Regions from separate parts of the Homo sapiens genome. Here all the other regions are linked to region 1. The links are chromatin contacts, found by Hi-C or POLR2A ChIA-PET in ENCODE. All regions are on one chromosome and are shown on one strand. The core of a region is the stretch at or near the end of the contact, and the rest is flanking DNA. Distances in the headings are between cores, read along the strand shown. Region 1 holds the start of HIVEP1 (HIVEP zinc finger 1). Region 2 has its middle 93 kb from the start of ADTRP. Region 3 has its middle 100 kb from the start of LINC02530. Region 4 has its middle 74 kb from the start of EDN1. Region 5 has its middle 120 kb from the start of TMEM170B. Region 6 has its middle 46 kb from the start of EDN1.

What was found. A loop is a pair of places that touch in the nucleus more often than their neighbours do. ChIA-PET counts read pairs that join two places held with the same protein, here RNA polymerase II (POLR2A). Pooled maps may share reads with other maps.
Region 2: a loop to region 1 is called in a map of PC-9, with 8 times the contacts of the local background. The contact joins the enhancer-like site here to the promoter of HIVEP1 in region 1. A Hi-C loop is called at or near these places in 4 of 168 maps with a recorded cell type or tissue (PC-3, PC-9, colonic mucosa and 1 more), 2 of 37 single-sample maps with no recorded cell type and 2 of 50 pooled maps. POLR2A ChIA-PET finds 5 or more read pairs at or near these places in 3 of 52 experiments (BJ, GM12878 and MCF 10A).
Region 3: a pooled map shows a loop between it and region 1 (2.8-fold over the local background). The contact joins the enhancer-like site here to the promoter of HIVEP1 in region 1. A Hi-C loop is called at or near these places in 2 of 168 maps with a recorded cell type or tissue (ascending aorta and endothelial cell of umbilical vein) and 5 of 50 pooled maps. POLR2A ChIA-PET finds 5 or more read pairs at or near these places in 1 of 52 experiments (GM10248).
Region 4: a map with no recorded cell type shows a loop between it and region 1 (9-fold over the local background). The contact joins the enhancer-like site here to the promoter of HIVEP1 in region 1. A Hi-C loop is called at or near these places in 1 of 168 maps with a recorded cell type or tissue (GM12878), 18 of 37 single-sample maps with no recorded cell type and 6 of 50 pooled maps. POLR2A ChIA-PET finds 5 or more read pairs at or near these places in 1 of 52 experiments (WTC11).
Region 5: a loop to region 1 is called in a map of endothelial cell of umbilical vein, with 10 times the contacts of the local background. The contact joins the enhancer-like site here to the promoter of HIVEP1 in region 1. A Hi-C loop is called at or near these places in 18 of 168 maps with a recorded cell type or tissue (Caco-2, GM12878, IMR-90 and 12 more), 34 of 37 single-sample maps with no recorded cell type and 22 of 50 pooled maps. POLR2A ChIA-PET finds 5 or more read pairs at or near these places in 8 of 52 experiments (A549, BJ, HEK293 and 5 more).
Region 6: a loop to region 1 is called in a pooled map, with 6 times the contacts of the local background. The contact joins the enhancer-like site here to the promoter of HIVEP1 in region 1. A Hi-C loop is called at or near these places in 1 of 168 maps with a recorded cell type or tissue (PC-3) and 4 of 50 pooled maps. POLR2A ChIA-PET finds 5 or more read pairs at or near these places in 3 of 52 experiments (A549, PC-9 and Panc1).

The regions. Positions count from the first base shown.
Region 1 is chr6:12,011,020-12,013,976 of GRCh38, reverse strand. HIVEP1 (HIVEP zinc finger 1) reads right to left here and starts at 1,665. Exons shown (of 9, transcript NM_002114.4): 1 at 1,411-1,665. RefSeq lists silencers at 1,511-1,650, 1,831-2,740.
Region 2 is chr6:11,683,894-11,687,161 of GRCh38, reverse strand. No RefSeq gene overlaps it. Among named protein-coding and RNA genes, the nearest start is that of ADTRP, 93 kb to the left of the region's middle. Within about 2 kb of position 1,366, at least 3 of the 41 ENCODE cell types and tissues checked have a DNase peak (open chromatin) inside an H3K27ac peak, as active enhancers do; they include PC-3, PC-9 and mammary epithelial cell, where a contact is called at or near this core.
Region 3 is chr6:12,482,568-12,485,882 of GRCh38, reverse strand. No RefSeq gene overlaps it. Among named protein-coding and RNA genes, the nearest start is that of LINC02530, 100 kb to the left of the region's middle. RefSeq lists enhancers at 2,110-2,189, 1,229-2,428. Within about 2 kb of position 1,967, at least 7 of the 41 ENCODE cell types and tissues checked have a DNase peak (open chromatin) inside an H3K27ac peak, as active enhancers do; they include ascending aorta and endothelial cell of umbilical vein, where a contact is called at or near this core.
Region 4 is chr6:12,362,423-12,365,427 of GRCh38, reverse strand. No RefSeq gene overlaps it. Among named protein-coding and RNA genes, the nearest start is that of EDN1, 74 kb to the right of the region's middle. RefSeq lists an enhancer at 1,493-1,812. Within about 2 kb of position 1,372, at least 10 of the 41 ENCODE cell types and tissues checked have a DNase peak (open chromatin) inside an H3K27ac peak, as active enhancers do; they include GM12878, where a contact is called at or near this core.
Region 5 is chr6:11,654,222-11,657,120 of GRCh38, reverse strand. No RefSeq gene overlaps it. Among named protein-coding and RNA genes, the nearest start is that of TMEM170B, 120 kb to the right of the region's middle. RefSeq lists a silencer at 1,278-1,447. Within about 2 kb of position 1,385, at least 6 of the 41 ENCODE cell types and tissues checked have a DNase peak (open chromatin) inside an H3K27ac peak, as active enhancers do; they include endothelial cell of umbilical vein and heart right ventricle, where a contact is called at or near this core.
Region 6 is chr6:12,334,557-12,337,736 of GRCh38, reverse strand. No RefSeq gene overlaps it. Among named protein-coding and RNA genes, the nearest start is that of EDN1, 46 kb to the right of the region's middle. Within about 2 kb of position 1,384, at least 4 of the 41 ENCODE cell types and tissues checked have a DNase peak (open chromatin) inside an H3K27ac peak, as active enhancers do; they include PC-9 and Panc1, where a contact is called at or near this core.

The DNA of each region.
Region 1 (2,957 bases), core at 416-2,915:
TTTTAGAAATTTATGGTTTCATTACAGCAAAGAAACAGAAGGTAAAGAAGGCCACGATTAACTTCAGTATTTTATCCCTGATCTGGCTGTATGTCAGCTCAGCACAAAATTATTTGCAATTTTTAACTACATGGTAAAATAATACAAAAAAAAATGATGGTCTAAGTATTTCATCTAGCATTGTGCTAAGTGATCTATAAAAGATAGGGTTTCTCAGCTCCTTGCTCTAAAGAAACATCCACTATCTAATTCAGGAAGGTTCTGATTCAATAAAGAATTGAGACACAGCTGAACCAAATAAATTGCATGAATGCTTAACTACGTTCGTTGTTAAACTTAAAGCTTTTAAATGGTAACGATATTTGGAAGTTTTTAAAGCGTGAACTCTGACTGTAATCCAATCATGTGATCCCATGGGATCCGGAGCATAAATGTAAAATATGCACATTCCCTGTCCGTAAAGGCTTTCTGCTACCCCGTTCATTGCCTACCCACTGTCCCTAGCTGTCCATCCCATATTTAAATCCTTGTGGGGGGAAGTGGGTATTTCCAAAGACAGCAGCATTGTAGCGACTAGGACGAGTGATAAACCGTTCCTTTACGGGAAAGAAATAAATACTACATGGAGCAAAAACATGACACGATCAAAAAGCGTAAAGACAGTTGCAAGGAGAAAAAACATGAATGAATGTGGAGGGCGGAGCCTGGGAAAACCCCTCTGCAACGCTGCACTGAACAAAGCGCTTCGCATGCCAGGAGGAGGGGGGGAATGGAAGTGCCAGCTCAGGAAGGAGCCTGGAGTGGATGCAGAGAGCTGAGGAGGAGGAGGACGAGATGAGGCGAGCGCGGCAGCCCTGAGACTCCTCCTCGCCGCCTGCTCCGCCGCCGCCCCCTCCCCTCTCCAGCCAGCAACTCCTTCCCGAGCCCGACCCCAAGGCGAGCCCGAGCCGACCCGCACCCCAACCCACCGCCCCCTTCCCAACTGCAGCTGGCGCGCACTCCCAACCCGGAAAGAAACTACCCAGGTGGCCGGGAGTAAACAGGCACTTAGAGCAAAGAACGAAAGGGAAAGAAACCCACAAAGCCGGGAGGTTGGGATGCCGAGGCCTGGTCTCTTTCACCCCCCACCCTCTTGCAAAATGCGTCTGCGGCTGGAAGGCGGCTGGGGAGGCTGGGTCCCTCTGTACCTGCTCGGCTCGCGCGCGGCGAGGGCGCCCAGAAGTGCCAAGGGTCTCCCGCACGCAGCCATCCCCTCTGCAAGGTCGGCGGTTGCACACACACGCACACACACACACACACGCGCGCCCGCACGCCCCCCGCCCGCCGAAGGGATGTGCTCCTGCCCCCCCCCCCCTCCGCCCCGCCGCCCTCCCCAGCTGCAGCGCCCCCGCCGCGGAGCCCGCGCCGAACCTGCTGCCAGGACGCCCGGCGGAGCCGCTGCCGCTGCAGCCGGCCCTGGAGCTGCGCTGCTGATGGCGGCGGCCGCGGCTCGGGATCTCCGCGACCCCCGCGCGGCGGCGGCGGCGGCGCCTGGGATCCCTCCTTCACTTGACAACCCCAAACACAAACATAACCTCCTCCGGCGGCCGCCGCTCCCCGGTCCCCCGCTCCGTCCGCCACCCTGCCGCCGCCCAGCAGCCGCCACGCTGAAGGCCGGCGACTGGCGCTCACACCACCCAGCACTGAAATATTAAACAGGGGAGCGGGCCGGGGGGCGGGGGGGGGAGCGCGGGGCGCGCGGGCGGGGGCCGCAGCCGCCGGGCGGAGGAGGCGGCGAAGCTCGCCGGCGCCCGGAGCCACGGCATGATCGCGGCCGCCAGGGAGCCGGGCAGCCGGGCTGGGGGGCGCGCGCCGCGGCGGGGCGGGCGGACAGACCCTGGGGCCGCGGGGCCCGGGGCGGGAAGGACGGGCGCGGGCTTTACCTCTCCCCCGGGGCAGAGTAGGGCACGTTTAGCGTCTTTGGGGCCGGCGGGAGGAACGCGGGCCGGGCGGCGCGGGGGAGGCAGGGCGAAGGTCGGAGGCTTTCCCGCGGGTGGGCGGGGCGGCAGGGGATCCCCGGGGGCGGGAGGAGGGGAGGCCGCGGGCGGCGACGCGTGGGCGGGGGAGGGGGCGTCCCCGCGGGGGCTGGGGTTGAGGCCGGGGCGAGGGGCGCGGGACGCCCAGGCGCCGGGGCCCAGCTGGGCCGGCGCGGCCGCCAGCTCTGACCGGGTGTAGGGACTGGATGGGCGCCCGGCCCGGCACGAACCCGGAGCCAGTGCCCCGGGTCTCCCCGGCGGGGCGGGCCCCAGACCGCGCCGGCCCCGCCACCTACCCGCCGCTTCGCCCCTCCCCGCCCCGCCCGGCCGAGCCGCCGCAGGGACGGGAGGGGGACGCGGGAGGAGGTGGCAGCGCAGCCCGGGGGGGAGGGGCGGGGTTAGGGACGCGGGGGGCGGGAGCCCTGGGTCGCGACGCCTGGGGAACCAGCACACGGCGGGGGCGGAGGGGCGGGCCCGGCCAGTCACGCGGCCCCGGGAAGGCCTGGCGGGGTCGCTCAGTTGGGGGCGGTTGGTCCGGGAAGAGGGACGGGACGGGCGGGGCCGTAGTTTCTCTTTACCGTCTCTTTACTTTCTACAGCAGGATGTGGGCCGGCCGCTGACGTCATGGGGTCTCCCGGCCCCGCCCCTCGCCCGGGCAGAATGGGGGAGGGGGAGGCGGGGGGGGGGGGGGACCCCAAGGGGGTTTCCTCAGCAACGCGTAGAAGGAAGGGGAAAGTCATTGTGAAACTTAAAACTCATTAACTTTGAAAAACAACTTTTAAAAAAACGGAGGGGGCAGGGTGTTGGTTTGGAGAGTGGAAGGGGACATGTTAACCCTGAACTGAAACCACTTTTTGGTGGCGGATGTTCTATTAAAAGAGCGAGGAAAGCCAAGGTTATTCCAGAGGCCGCTCCAAAGCCCCGCTGGTGCTTCCCAGTGCC
Region 2 (3,268 bases), core at 117-2,616, 330 kb after region 1:
AGCTTAAATGAGGTTTCTTTCCCATTCTACAGAATCCCCCAGCAGCAAACACCATAAACCTAGAAGGTGCATCCTGACTTGTATTCTATAAATCCGTGAGCTAATAAATAATGCTCACAGTGTAAATGAGTGACTCCACAGAGACTACGTTAAAAAGAAACATTTCATAGGGAAACCAATAATATTTTCTTTTCAAGGGAAAATATATGTCCTCTCCTATATCCTTAATTACAGCCCAGACTCTAACCATGTCTTACAAGTGTACTAAATGAAAAAGTGGCTAAAACTTCATCCTAGTGCACTTTATTAGTGAGCCAGTTATTAAGCTATTCTCTCGGTATCAAACTCAAACTCATGCTTCTATACTTGGCTTTGTGATTCTGGGGCTGACTTTGCAAATCCCATTTCTGCTTTACCAGCTCCCTCCAAGTGTGTCTTTCCTTTTCTTTCCTTTTTTCTTTTTTTTTTGAGACAGAGTCTCACTGCACCCAGGCTGGAGTGCAGTGGTGCAATCTTGGCTCACTGCAACCTCTGCCTCCCAGGTCCAAGCGAATCTCCTGTACTCCCACCTCAGCCTCCTGAGTCGCTGGGATTACAGGCACCCACCAACAACCCTGGCTAATTTTTGTATTTTTAGTAGAGATGGTATTTTTGGTAGAGATGGAGTTTCACCATGTTGGCCAGGCTGGTCTCAAACTCCTGACCTCAAGTGATCCGCCCACCTCAGCCTCCCAAAGTGCTGGGATTACAGGCATGAGCCACTGTGCCTGGCCCCAGGTGTGCCTCCTCTAATAGTGGTGGGTGGAGGAAGACCAGATGGCTGGAGAAGAAGAAGGCACTCACTCTTCTTGTTTGCGTACCGTTGCTGTCATCATCGCCCAGCCTCACTCCTTTACTTTGGCAGGGATGGTTAGGGAAGTAGCAGAAGATTCCAGTTGTAGTTTTCCAATATTCATACCCCCTCAGAAACACTAGCAGGTGGCTATCCTTTCCTTGGGGGTCTAGAACCCAAATCAGTAGGACCAAACATCAACAATGGAATTGTGGGTTTGCTTTGGCTGGGTCCCTCATCTTGAATGCAGTGCTGAACTTCCTGCTAATGGCAAATGGAATTCCAGTAACCAGTGGCATGCAGTGACATCACAGTTTATAAAACTATTACCTGTGGTTGCTTTTCAAGTGCTTACTAAAGCAAGAGCCTTGGAAGAACCAAATGTCCTCTGCATTTGACTACTGCAGCAGCTACGATGACTACACGGGTGATAGTATGGAATGGCTCCCTCTGAATGCCCTAAAGCACTTGCATAAGGAAAAAAGAAAGAAAGAAAAAAAAAAGCCTGCTTCTTTAAGTTCTGAGCTTGAGTCATAGATAATTAAGAAGCTTCCAGGCCAGTCCTGAAAGAATATCATTTCTTTCTCTTGTTTGCTGAAAATAAGACACAAAAGTTAATTGCACAGATTTCAGAGTTGAAAGTTGAATTTGAATTTATAGACTCTCAAGTTTCTCAAGTGAAGGTTGGGTATCAACTAGAAAAGATAATGACCCTTAGACTCGAAAGAATGACATCAGGATGGATTCATAGCAAGCTCAGAATTCTGAACCCCTGAGTCATCTGACCTCCTTTGCCAGCAGAAGATGCCTATCCTCACATACCTGGAGAGACCAGCCTTCTGCTTCTTGAATAAACTTTAATAATGGGGCAGTTGCCTTGCCATGAAATACGTCTTCTCATCAACCCATTCTGACCATTCCTTTTCTCACTATACCCATAATAAGGGCCCGATCTCAGCATGTTCCCTAAGGGCAAGTACAAAGTCTGACCCAGGAGGAAATAACTTACATGCTAAAACAGTTGTAAGATTATGCTAATTTTAGTGGTAGAATCCTGAAAAAAATATGTGTGGGAGTTTATTCCAAGGGTATTAGACCAAGGAGAATGAAATATAACAAGTGGACTGGATTTTATTGAACTTATTGATGTGAGTGCACTTACCAGAAACCCCGGATTTAATATTTTATCTCGTGAAGCTAGATGTGGCTCTAGCAGTTTGCCTGGTTGATAGATTGACTCAACCATGGCTTATGTTTAATGAGATTGACATGCCTGAACTTCCTTGGCAAAATGTGAAGGAATCTGGAGTCTTAGGAATACAACAATGTTGAAGCACATTTATAATGTGTTCCCTGAACACCCTGCCTCTACTCTCCACATCCCAAGGTGGCCCAAAGATGCTTCCTTCACAATTGAGAAATTCACTGGTGAAGAGAGCATCAGCATTCTTGCATGTTAGCTATATGGTGGCTGTCATCTGTAGGCCTCAAATGACGGTGAGGATTCCACATTGATATTTTGGTGGGAATATGAGATCCCAGAGTGACATAGGTCATTTGGTAGTTTTTACTACCAAAGAAAGATGAAATGCATTTACAGAAAAGTACAGGAGAGACAAAGTGATAATTAGAAAGTTTTTGACTTACAGTGGTCATTGCTGACCACAGTGTCCTTGGAAATGAAATAGATGGACTACCCATGAAAATGTTACTTAATCTATGTCAGGATTTACCAAACTCTCCCTGTAAAGGTACAGATAGTAAATATTTTAGACTTTTCACTTCAAGAAGCAAAATTAATGATGTTATATAGGTACTTATATTACAGAAGATAACACAAATTTTTACAAAATTTTTGTTGATGAAACTTAAAATATAATACTACTAATTGAGTACTTTTTTTGTAATACTAATGAGGAAAAGGAATTTTTTGGGGGGATAACATTTCACTTAATTCAGGTTCAAAATTAGTGTTTTCTATCATTAAAGTTGTTTGCTAATATCATCTGTCATTTTGATCTTTAATGAACTTTTATACATTTAATCTAATATTTGAAACTACATTTTTATACAGATAGGCATCACCAAATATTAACATGAAATTCAGGAGCATGGATTTTTATTTGAGTGTATTCATTGCTTAGAAGGTATTTATGGAATTTTACTAGACTCTTCCCTTATATTTGCCTGTTAACAGGTCATTACATTGCAAGAAGTTCCTCAATTGTACAACTAAATCAGTTTCGAAATACTGAAATTTCCTTTGCACTTCCATTGAGGTCTGAAAAACATTGCCGTAACCATTGTCTGAGCTTGAGAATGTATCTACTGCAAATTTATGTGGGAATGGAGATCTCATTCTTGTTTTAACCATTGACAGATTAGAAAGTGTATAAAGCAGCTTGACATTAATTGCAGTTCAAACATTAGTTGTCA
Region 3 (3,315 bases), core at 718-3,217, 470 kb before region 1:
AAATCTGGGAATCAGTAACCATTCCTCTCCCCAACATCCGTCCTCTTTAAACAACAACTGTGATTCAAGCTAACAATCTGTAAAGATGAAAATTGGAGGTTATTGAGGATTGATCCTAAAAAATATTTTTTTCTTTCAACTCTCAGAGGAGAGCTGTATGTTGTCTCCCTGCTTGTTTAACTGCTTTCTCCCTTTTGCCACGGAATTTGCAATATCTGTATGAAATATAGATTTTTTTCAATTATAAATATCGTTATGCATCTGAATCTTCAAACGTTGCTGCCCTTGACTGACTCACACACACCAGTGTTCTGCCTCTGGCTATGAAAGCTCTTCTACTTACGCCAAAGCCAAGAATGCAAGTAGAGAAATAGGAAAGAAGAATCCAGAAGCCTCATGTTACCCCCAAGATTGCTGACAGATTTTTGTTTGTTCGTTTGGTATGTATATGCAGATGTAGTTGTCTTTAACTTTATCATTGATTTCCATCGTTATTACAGTGTTGGGTGAGAGAACCTGTTTATGTTACCTGCGACATTATGAGAAATGCAGATGTAGGAAAATAAACGTATTTGGCTTAGTTTCACAAAGCAAATTTACCATGGCACATGCCTCAGCTAAACCTGTTTTCAGACTCTTCAAGTTCTTTTTTTCTGTCTTCTTTTTTTCTGTCTGTTCATCAAGAACAGACTCATGTGCCCCTTTCGGCCCGGGATTTGTAGTAGAATTCGATGAGGAAAGAAAGTTGATATAATTATGCATCGTTATCAAAATTATAGTCAATAAAACCTTTCAAGTAAGTGGGTAGTTAATTGAGATCTAGAAGGCATTTGGGCTTTCTGGCTTCACTGGCCAGCTTGCAGTCACCTGAGTGCACAGAAAACTGCTTGTTTTCTGGAATATTTTCATGGTTGTGAAAATTGATAATGTATCACTGTTAGGTCTGATTTTGTTTCCTGTCCAAAGAGGAAAGGTCATCCTCCTCCTTATTAAATTTTGAAAAATAAATAACCACAGCAGTATCTCAACAGACTCAATGTGTTTATTTTACACTACAAGAATGTGAAATAATTGGACAGTATGTCACAGGGGGAAGAAAACTAGGAGAGCAGCTTGCCGGGTTTAATAAATTAACTTTGGCTCTATTTGCTGAAAAGATGATTATTGACAGTTGCGTATCTTGTTTATGAGCACACACCTTAAACTTGATCAGGAGGAAAGAGAAAATACTCAAAATTCTTGCTGATGAAAGAGCTTTTCCCGGCTTAGGGCAATTGCTTCAAAGAAAAAGTACAAAGGTTTGAACTTCCCACCCATGTGTTATTGGACAGGGAAAAAGGAAACATTTCATAGAGATAAGCTACCGTTTTGAATATTGAAGGAATTTAAAAGCAAAAATATCAGTATTGACACAATTACAGATACCGGTCTTCTTTAGAAAACATGCACCACTTTTTTTCTTTGTGGCTTAAAGAAAAAATTAACTTCGTGAATACCAGTCATCTACATGCATTAAATATAAGACAGGAAAACTTCTCTCTGCTCTTATCGCAAGTTAAGAATATTTTCTTTTAAATGCGACTTACCTTTTAAGATGAGTGAGGCTGAGTAAGTAAGGAAATGTTAAGAGGTGACTTTAAAAGAAACTTAACCATGCAATCTCTTATAGGTGACTCAACCTGTGATGGAAGTTAATTGCTATTATTAATTATAATTATTATTTTAAGTCTATGTTTTGAGGAGCTTCCAGAACTTTCTAACTCTGACAGCACCTGTCAGTAGGGAGGTAATGGGAAGGAGCATGTACCCATGGTATGAAATGCTTCTGCTGCTTAAGTCACAAAGTCACAGGGGGAACCGGAAGTACCCACAATTTCTCCCCAAGAAGCATGCACTTCAGCGGTGAATACAGACTTAGTCACAGAAGAGAGGTGAGGTCAGCGAACGACAGCAGAAACAGGAATCCTCCAGATACCAGACCTATTACCCAGAAGGTGGTTTTCTGCCAAAAATATCAGCTTGTAGACTGCTTATCTGAAAGGAGAGCTGCTGCCCATAGGTGACATATGGCTTGAGGACCAAACTGGAAAGTGAAACCACTGCTTTAAGAAAAAGAGCCCAAGAACCCACGAGATGCTCTCCTCAGAGGAAGAAGCTTCTTGATTTCAGTCCAAATCCATAAAACACATGAGAATCTTGAATATGTTCTTATCCAAATCGGTCATTATTGATCATCAACTGTAGTCCTAACTGCTGTACAATACCATCTATTGCTTTTATATCTGAAGTTCTGCACATCTAACAAATTTTTTCCATTAAAAGACTGCTGTCATTCGAAGCATTTTATAATTTATGAAGCACTTTCACCAAAATAAATCTGTTCCTTTCTCAACCTTCCTTAAAAATCAAGTGACCTGAAGTTAGAGTTAGGGAATAGGCCTAGATCTAAGACCTGAGAGTTTGGCCCTTTCCAAAAAATGTCATATAGCCCAATGGCACGATAAGAAGAACAACAAAAACTGTAACAGTAATAATAGCTGCCACTTGGTACTTAGACCAGAGAAAGAAATTTCCTACAAACCTTACAAGCAAAATCCCATTTTGCAGAGGTGGAAAGTGTTGTTCACATATTCGTGTAGCTCTCCTAAGGTCTTGGATCCTAAAGAATGGCAAAGCTCAGAGAGTAAACCAGGTCATCTGTATCTAATTTGTTCCTCTTTTCGCTGCATAGACTGTCAGCTAGTGCAACTTAACATTTTCAGAGAAGAGAAATTTTCATAATTCTTGTCTGGCTATAAAAGGTTGAGAGAACATACTCCCAAGCTGGGATATTCCTCTTTGAGCACGTATTGATATTTTGTTATTATTATTACTTTTAAAAATAGCTCTTCATTTGGTTCTATAATCTGGTAATTAAGGTAAACAATACACTATGAGTAGTGTGAACTCTCATGAATACAAAGGAAGTGCACAATTTTACGCACTTTAAGATGAGATGTGGTAAAGAGATACAGATTTTAAAGACCATGAAAGCTAAAGCTGTAACTATGCAGAATGGTATTTCATTAGCAAATTAAAAGTTCTGCAGCTCGTTAACATCTTTGTTGATAGGTGGGCAAGAAATCAGGAACTTAGGGTGCTGATTAATTTATACACCTGTCATAGGAGCATGTAACCTTCTGCCACCATTGTAAGACAGGCAAGAATAAACTATAAAACAGTGGATGATACTGTTTCCTATCCCTCTTCTTAGAAATTATCCTAAGTAACCTTTGAAACAGCTTGTCCTATAGGGGGCCCCTCTGTGCCTGTGCA
Region 4 (3,005 bases), core at 123-2,622, 350 kb before region 1:
CACTGGTGAAGTTTCCCCGGAGCAGAGTGCCTCCATTCCGTTCCTACTTAACAGTCATGGTGAGGTTAGAAGGTTAAGGGAGCCTGCCCTGCAGAGAAATTTGCAAAGATTAACTAATGCAGACAACAAGTGTCCGGAAGAGCAGAGAAATGTGAGGTCTACTTTATGGGGAAAGCTACCCAAGGCAGACAGGAGGAAGTTTCAAGCACAATTGGACAGTATCTCAGAATTGTGTGGATGTGTGTGTAATAAGAAGTATACATAAAAATCTACATAATATATATTTTATATATAGTATGGGTTTTTACATACTGTATATAACTGTATATATACACACACATAACAGTGTGTGTGTGTCTGCATATGTGTGTGACTATATATGTCTGTATATATGTTACGTGTATGTATATGTGTGTGTATATACACTGTTACATACACACACACACACACACACACTGTTGTGGGCTAAACTGTGTCCCTCTAAAATTCATATATTGAAGTTCTAATGCTCAGTACCTCAGAATGTGACTGTATTTGGAGAAAGAATCTGTAAAGAGGTAATTAAGGTAAAATGAGGCCATATGTGTGGGTCCAAATCCACAACAATTGATCTCCTTATAAGAACAAGAGATGTAAGACACAGACACACACAGAGGGAAGACCCTGTGAGGACACAGGAGAAGACGGCATCTACAAGCCAAGGAGAGAGGCCCCAGGAAAAACCAAACCTGCCAACACCTTGATCTTGAACTTCCAGCCTCCAGAACTATAAGATAAATTTCTGTTATATAGGACACCCAGTCTGGTATTTTGTTATGGCAGGCCTAGCAGACTCTCTCTCTCTTTCTCTCTTTCTCTCTCTCTCTTTCTCTCTCTCTCTGTCTCTCTCTCACACACACACACACACAGACACACACACACACACACACACACACAGGTTGGCCACTAAGTCTGAAAACACAGACAAACATATTTTAAAATATTTATTGTTTTCCTACTACAAAGAATGATAAAATGATATTATCTAAGAGTCAAGATTTTATGGCCCGCTCTATAGGCATAAACGTCTCGGCCTTCTCCCTGCACAGGGGGAAGGGAGGGTAAAGTAAATATCGAGTCAACGATAAGGCTGAGAAGGAGCCTAAGAAGTCTACTGCACAGTGCTTGGCCAGATTTGGGGGTGAATGTTCCGTTTCCCCAAGAATAGCTTCCTTAGAGTTCTTTTTCCTCAGATGCCATTAGGCTCTCTTCAACCTTGTCCCATGGCATGGCCACACTCGGCCCCCACTTGGCCTTTCACCAGGCACCCTCCATGCGGCTTTGGACGTCTCCGTGCTCTGTGAATGCCCTTCCCAGACATTCTCCAGCAAGGCCTCAGCTGAGGGGGAGGCAGGGCAGGGCTATGCCTGTCTTGAGTTGGTTAATGATTACCAAGAATCTGGAAATCCTTCTACCATGGTTATGCACAGAAACTGAAATGTCAAATTAAAAACAGAACCCCTGAGATAAGAAGAAAGTGGGACTGAGAAGCAAGAGCCCAGCTTGACCAGTGAGGCTCTGGAAAATCTGTGGTTTTGGGGGACAAGAAAAAGTTCCTGTTTTTTGCGGCAGTAGTGATTATAAAAATAGCAGTGTCATCATTTTGTTCAATGAGGAAGTCCAAAAATAAATATATGGGGTGAGCTAATGAAGGACTTTCCATGACATCTCAGGTCACAGAAAGGAAAGAAAGGGGAACTTCTATATTTAAAGGTCCTATTATAACAGGAGCTATGTTTCTTTCCTATTTTTTTTTTTTTTTTTTTTTTTTTGAGATGGAGTTTCACTCTTGTTGCCCAGGCTGGAGTGCAATGGTGTGATCTCCATTCACTGCAACCTCTACCTCCTGGGTTCAAGCAATTCTCCTGCCTCAGCCTCCAGAGTAGCTGGGATTACAGGCATGTGCCACCACGCCCCGCTAATTTTGTATTTTTAGTAGCAACAGGGTTTCACCATGTTGGTCAGGTTGGTCTCGAACTCTTAACCTTAGGTGATCTGCCTATCTCGGCCTCCCAACGTGTTGGGATTATAGGCGTGAGCCATGGCTCCTGGCCTGTTTCTATAGCTTATCTCATGTAATTTTGACCATAATCATATAAAGTAGACTTTATTATTCTTATTTTGTACAGGAAGAGCTGAGAAGTTAGGTAATACAGACATTGTTGGTTGAATGACCCAGCAGACCTTCCCATCCTTTTCTGTCTGCTGCCTTTCTCGATGGAAGTTGGAGATGGTACATATTCTCCTTTTCTGCCTTCTTTGCAGCTGTAGATGGCCTGACTACATGACAAAGTTCTAGCTAATGACATATATATGTATGCAGAATAATCCCAAATTTACATCTACGGCCTGGACTTCTAGTCTATATCAGAACTTAAGTATCCAACTGCCTACTCAACATCCCTATTTGGGTAGCTACTAAGAATCTCAGCCTAACATATCCACTTCTGTTCTCCTGTACTTCCTGGCTATAGCTGCCTCTGTTCGTTCTTGTCATGCAAGTAAAGAGCAACTCATTGCTCCAGGTGCACAGAACTGCAAACTCAGCCACCCTTGCCCCTCTTTCTCTCACACTCTGTATCAAGAGTATCCAATCTTTTGGCTTCCCTGGGCCACATTGGAATAAGCATTGTCTCTGGTCACTCATAAACACACTAACAATGGCTGAAGAGTTTTTAAAAATCACAAAAACATCCCATAATATTTTAAGAAAGCTTATGAATTTGTGTTGGGCTGCATTCAAAGCCATCCTGGGCCACATGCAGGCTGTGGACCGGTATTTGAGACCAGACTGGGCAGCAGCTTGTTCTATATCATCAATCAATCCTTGGTCTCTGCTAGCTCTACTGCTGCCATACTGGTCCAAGTCACCAGCATTTCTAGCTTAGAAGCCTCCTAATGGGTCTCCACGTTTCCATCCTGCCACTCCCTTCCACATGGTCTCAGCACAGTACCCAGAGTGAGTC
Region 5 (2,899 bases), core at 136-2,635, 360 kb after region 1:
CCACCTATCAAAGCAGGCGACTAGTAGAGATCTGGTAATTGATAGAGTTTTGGAGTGTGTGTGTGTGTGTGTGTGTGTGTGTGTGTTGACCTTTCTTCTCCCATTTGGCAGAGGAAAAGTATACCAAACACAGAGGAAAGTGGAGAACTCATGGTGAGCTTTTACTCCTGTAACTGCATCCATTCCTGCTTCGCTTACTGAGTTCCCTCCACACTTGCATCTCAAACGCTGAACTCAAACTTGTCATTCTCCCTCTCCTCCCATGGCCTTTGAATTTGCAATTCCCTGGCCTAAATCTTCCTCACCTCTTCCCATCCCTTTGCCTAATTACTTCCTCCTCATCCTTCAAATCTCAGCTCCAGGGTCCCTCGTTAGGGAACACTGCCTATTCCCATCACTCCACGAATCTAGGTCAACTTCATTAGCTCCACAACATCCAGGGACAGCAATCTTTGCCTTTAAAGCACCTCCCGCAGCTTGTTGATGCACATTCATGCGAGTGGCTTGACGAGTATCTGCTTCTTCCTCTAGACTAGAAGCAGCCCAAAGCTGGAACGTAGTTTTGGTTACCACTCTTCCCCTGGCTTCTAAATACGATGCCTGGCACAGTGAACACTCAATAAATATTCATCAAATGAATGGATGAATGAATAAATAAATGAATGCACACCTCTTTTACTTCAAAAAAAAAAACACTTCTTAAGAATTGAAATTTAGCAATAAATTGGCCAATGTTTTTCCTATCTTTAGCGTGCCAGCACTTTCTTCTGGAGACCATGAGCAGGGGCAGAAAGACATCATCCCCAGCAGCACTCACATCTGAAAGCAGGCGGGTGTCCCTCTGCAACAACCCCTGCTCAGTTAGATTGCTTTAGGATACCCTCTTTTCTAAACAGAACAAAATTTTAACCAGACCATAAAAGCTGGTTTGGGATCTGAAAGAATAAGATTGTGCAGCAAATGATAAAAGGAAAAACCCAGCCATGCCTCCCTGTTCTGCCTTTTGTTTGGGCATCCTGTGTCCTGCTAGGCCTAGAAGGGGGTTGATGGAACCGTTTGTTGGCTGAGAGACTGGATTTTAATTGTCCTGCAAAGCTCCAATAAAGCTTTGTTTCAAGTCTTGAATTTCATCCATGTTTCCCTTTTAACAAACTTCAAGGAAATAACTCACCCTGAACTGCCACAGTGTACTGCCAAAGCGCTAGCAAATAAGAAAGGCACATGCTTCCTGAATTTGGGTGAATGAACCGACAACACTCACTTTAAAGGGTTTTCTTTTTCTTTTTTTTTCCTTTTAACTAGGAGAGAGAATGCGGACCAGGCTTTCCCTCAGCAATTTTTCTAATGAAAACATTTGGTGCCACCTGGTGGCCAAATTTACACGGACGCCTCAGCCTTCGCAGAGTACAAATGTCTCCCGGTTGAACTGGATATTAAAAACCCTGGTGCTACTCGGGAGGCTGAGGCAGAGTGGCATGAACCCGGGAGGCGGAGCTTGCAGTGAGCCAAGATCACGCCACTGCACTCCAGCCTGGGTGACAAAGCGAGACTCCGTCTCAAAAAAAAAAAAAAAAAAAAAAAAAAAAAAAAAAAAACCCTAGTGCAACCAATTTGGTAAATTTCTAAGAATATAGAGAATTTAAATTTCTCCTTATTGAAGACAAAATTCCCCACCTGCGTTCCACCACGCCTCTTGGGGACAATTTGTTTTCCTGAACAGGTGGCTTTCTTTAAGTGAACATTTTCTCTAAGGTAATATGCTTCATGCAGAGTTCACTTTTGAGCTAAAAGAAGGGCAAGAAGTGCAAATAATTATTGTGGCATGAGAGAAGGAGAAGGAATTGCCCAGAAATCCTTTAGGCCCCTTCAGTGTCTACTGGCCTAGGATTCCAAAAAGGTTTGAGAATGTTTCTCATACTCATATTTGGCCCAAGCACACGGGTCCAGTGGGTCAACTTTCACTTTGAGAAAAGCTTCAAATTCCACATTCTTGGATAAAACATAAATAGAGCCCAGTTAGTCCCTCTCAGGCTTTTATGAACTAGAATCATATTTCTTAACCTATCATTCCTGAGTGTGAGAAAAACAAGAGGAATGATATGTAATGTCTTAACAAGCTGTGCTGGGATACCAATTTTAACTGGCCAATAGAACCAACGCAGATTATGTTTTAGAGAAATCTAATCCCTTATAAATCAGCTGTGTGTAAAAACCCTCACATAAACAAGTGATGTGTTGTGAGTAGCAAGGAGAAAAAAAAAATTCTCCTGGAAATGTGTAGGTCTATTAGCGGAGACAAGCGCTGCTCGCCTCGTGCTCCATACTCCGAAGGGCAATTCATGTTAAAGGCAGTAGTGGGCTGGCCCCCTTTATGCTGAACATAGGAAATACAGAAAAACATCTACGAGACTGAGCAAAGTGGTAGTATTTCGTGCACTGGCTGGCTCAGCACCAAAATTCAAATCAATACTCCAGAGAGAAGAGCCCCCAGAAACAGCCCAGCAAGAGCTTGGAGGGTTCAATGATCATTTAATTTAAGCCCCTCTTTTTACAGACAAATGAACACAGGCCCCCAAGAGTTTAGGTGATGTTCCCGTGGGCCCTTATCAAGTTAGAGCAGAGCCCAGGGAGAGAGAGAGTTGAGGTCCTCCGCTCTCTGCTTCTGCCTCCACACTCTGCTTGCTCTGACCAACGTCCTCCCACCGGCGATGCAGAACTTCAAAGGGATGGAAAAGGTGGCAAAGTCACCAGTGAATCTGTGTGATATACATAACTGATGACTTCCTCCTTTAAAAATTTTTTTGAGAGAGGGTCTTGTTCTGTTACCCAGGTTGGAGTGCAGTGACACAATCGTAACTTGAAATCCTGGGCTCAAGTGAGCCTTTTGCCTCAGCCTCCC
Region 6 (3,180 bases), core at 135-2,634, 320 kb before region 1:
TGGCTCATGCCCGTAATCCCAGCACTTTGGGAGGCCGAGGCGGACGGATCACGAGGTCAAGAGATCGAGACCGTCCTGGCTAACACGGTGAAACCCCGTCTCTACTAAAAATACAGAAAATTTGCCAGGTGTGCTGGCGGGCGCCTGTAGTCCCAGCTACTCGGGAGGCTGAGGCAGGAGAATGGCGCGAACCCAGGAGGCGGAGCTTGCAATGAGCCTATATCTCATTGTCTCCAGCCTGGGCGACAGAGCGAGACTCCTTCTCAAAAAAAAAAAAAAAAAAAAAAAAAAAAAAAAAAAAAAAAGAAGTGTTAAGCAATGATTCTGCCACAGTGGGTTGGAAGAACGGGCTTGGGAGAGTTTTTAACTCCTTTACTTCCAGCCCACTCCTCCATTAAATAGAGATAATCAGGAATATTATGAGGTTTAAATAAAATTATAAAATACAAGCCAGGTGTGGTGGCTCACGCCTGTAATCCCAGCACTTTGGGAGGCCGAGGTGGGCGGATCACCTGAGGTTAGGAGTTCGAGACCAGCCTGACCAACATGGAGATACCCTGTCTCTACTAAAAATACCAAAAATTAGCCAGGCTTGGTGGCGCATGCCTGTAATCCCAGCTCTTCGGGAGGCTGAGGCAGGAGAATCACTAGAACCCAGGAGGCGGAGGTTGCAGTGAGCTGAGATCGCGCCATTGCACTCCAGCCTGGGCAACAAGAGCGAAACTCCGTCTCAAAAAAACAAAAACAAAAAACAAACAAACAAAAATACAAAATCATAGCAAAAGTCTTGGCCCATAGCAAGCATCTGATAAATGTTAGTTATTATTAATATTGTAATTCTCTAGTGTTTCTTTGAGCTTGAATAGCCCACAAATCTCTGAGTGTTGTTTGACTCAAACCAGGAGCTACCTAGGTGAAGAAGTTAAGTGAAACCAGCATGGGTAGCCAGAGTTGTCATTTGAGTGTCTGGAATGAAAAGGGCCTCATCAGTGCTTGCTTACGTAATTCATCAATTGAGAGGAGAAAATATATAAAATAGAACTACACAAGAGGAAATAAACATTCAACAGTAAATTAGTACTGGAGGAGTTCCCTATTTCACCTGTTAAAAGACCAATTTTCCCTGCGGAATGAAATAAGGGAAAGCCCTTATCAGTTGGCAACTGACACCAAAACACTACTTAGGTAAGTGGCGTGGGATGAAGGTGTGGAGGTAAACCCTCACTTCTTCCCCACTGTATTGAGGGTCATCTTTCTGGCCTGGTGCTGAGTGGGTGGGATTTAGTTGCCTGCTGTGGCTTCAAGGACTGTTTCTGGAGTCTTCTAGGTTTAAGGCCAGCAGTGTTGCGTGACAGCAGAAGCAGCTTCCAGCGATTTCTTGGCTTCCAGCTAATTCTCTGTTTGCACTTTTGTTATGGCTACTAGTTTAAAACTCCTCCTTTGTTTATTTGTTTGTCAGTAGGTATGTGAGATGAAGTCAGCCCTCAGCCAGGCTCTGCCCTGGAGGGCTCTGCAAGGAAAGGGGTCACTTTACTTCTTTTGGCCCACTGGGTGGTAAGTCTGAACTGAGGCCTTTCTTTATTCCATCTCAAACAAGCAAACAAAAAAAGAAACCTACAAATAAGGAACTTTTCAGAGCAGCAAAGACAGGAAGAATTGGCCTTCCCATCTTTGCTGCTCTGAAAATGGCTCAGTTGAAAAATCTGGGCCGTTGAAAAGAAAACAAAAGCCCTGAGTTAATTGCAGAATAGGACAGGTCTGCACCCCCTTCCCAGTGCAGGTGACCTTGGATGAGACTGGTACCAGCTCAAACCTCTTCCTTTGTGTGCTCAGCCAGCCTTTGAGATGTGTCCCCACCAACAGGTGTCAGAATGAATAACCCTTAAGAGGCAGGTCTACCAAAGGGAAACCCTGGAAGTCCAGAAGATTTGCTTTCTCAATGTTAACTACAGTGTTTTAAAGAGCCTTGAAGGTCTGATAAAAACCCACTATCACTCCCTGTGGCTTGTCAAATTTCTACTCTCATGAGATAAGAGGGTCTAATGAAGAGAACAAGGGCTTTGGACTCCACAGAGCTTTGGTTCCGTCTCTCCATGTACTAGTTTAGGTGAGCTACGGCCCATGATTTAACTTCTCTTAGGCTCTCATTCATTACCTGGAAATACTGGAAATAATACTAATGTATTAAAAATAATAATAAGTGTATTACAAGGCTGCTGTGAAAAATGAATCTGAGCTAATAGATGACAAGTACTCAGCAGAGTGGTCCAGGATAACCCTTGATCAAAGTTACACATTGATCACCAGCTGGTAAACTGCATACAGTAAACTGGCCCTTTCAGACTGGCCCTTCACCTACGATGGCCCTCAACTTGCAAAAAATTCTTGGTTGGGACTTCACATGGGGCCTTCCAGAAAGGAAGCAAAAGTAGCAGCCTATTAGCATACAGTGGGCCAATTTCTGTGGTTAAGTAAATAAGTTACTAAAAGCATAATACCTGCCTGGGAGCTTTCTGGTAGCTGTTTGGAATTGAAGGAGTAATATAATAATTGTCATAGGAATAAATATCCTAATTCAGGCAAATAAGTGAAACCTCTCAAGTTTTATTATTCACTTCCAAAAAACTTGATGTACCTGAAACTTTAAATATACAAAACCAAGAAGTAGAATCCAAAGGCTAGAATTTCCCCTGACCTTTGTTATGGTAAATCTCATACTTCAGATGCTAAGCATATCAGATTCCAATATACAACAAGTTGAAAAATGAGACATAAAACAAATATGATTTGGGGTGGGGATTATTTCTCTCAAAGACAAAATTGCTAAGGAATAATGGTGTGATACTCTGCCTCAAAGAGTTAAAGACTACTTCATGGAGAGATGTAGTAACCAGTTTTTATTTCACCATTCACAATGTCACTCATTGAGTCATTTATAAACAAAAGTGTTTATTCTGTTTTATGTACTGTGTGAGATGTTGGGGATACAAAGCTGAATTAGACACAGCATTGAACGTGGCCTCAGCCCTCCAGGAGCCATCACAGCTAACAAGCCCACGTGCTGCAGTGGGACAGTGGCCATCCGGATACACTGTGGCCAGAGCTGAGGGGAGGGGAGCTCCCCTCTCACCAAGGGCATCAGGAAAGGCTTGATCATGCACAAAAGAGCTTTTGAGTTGG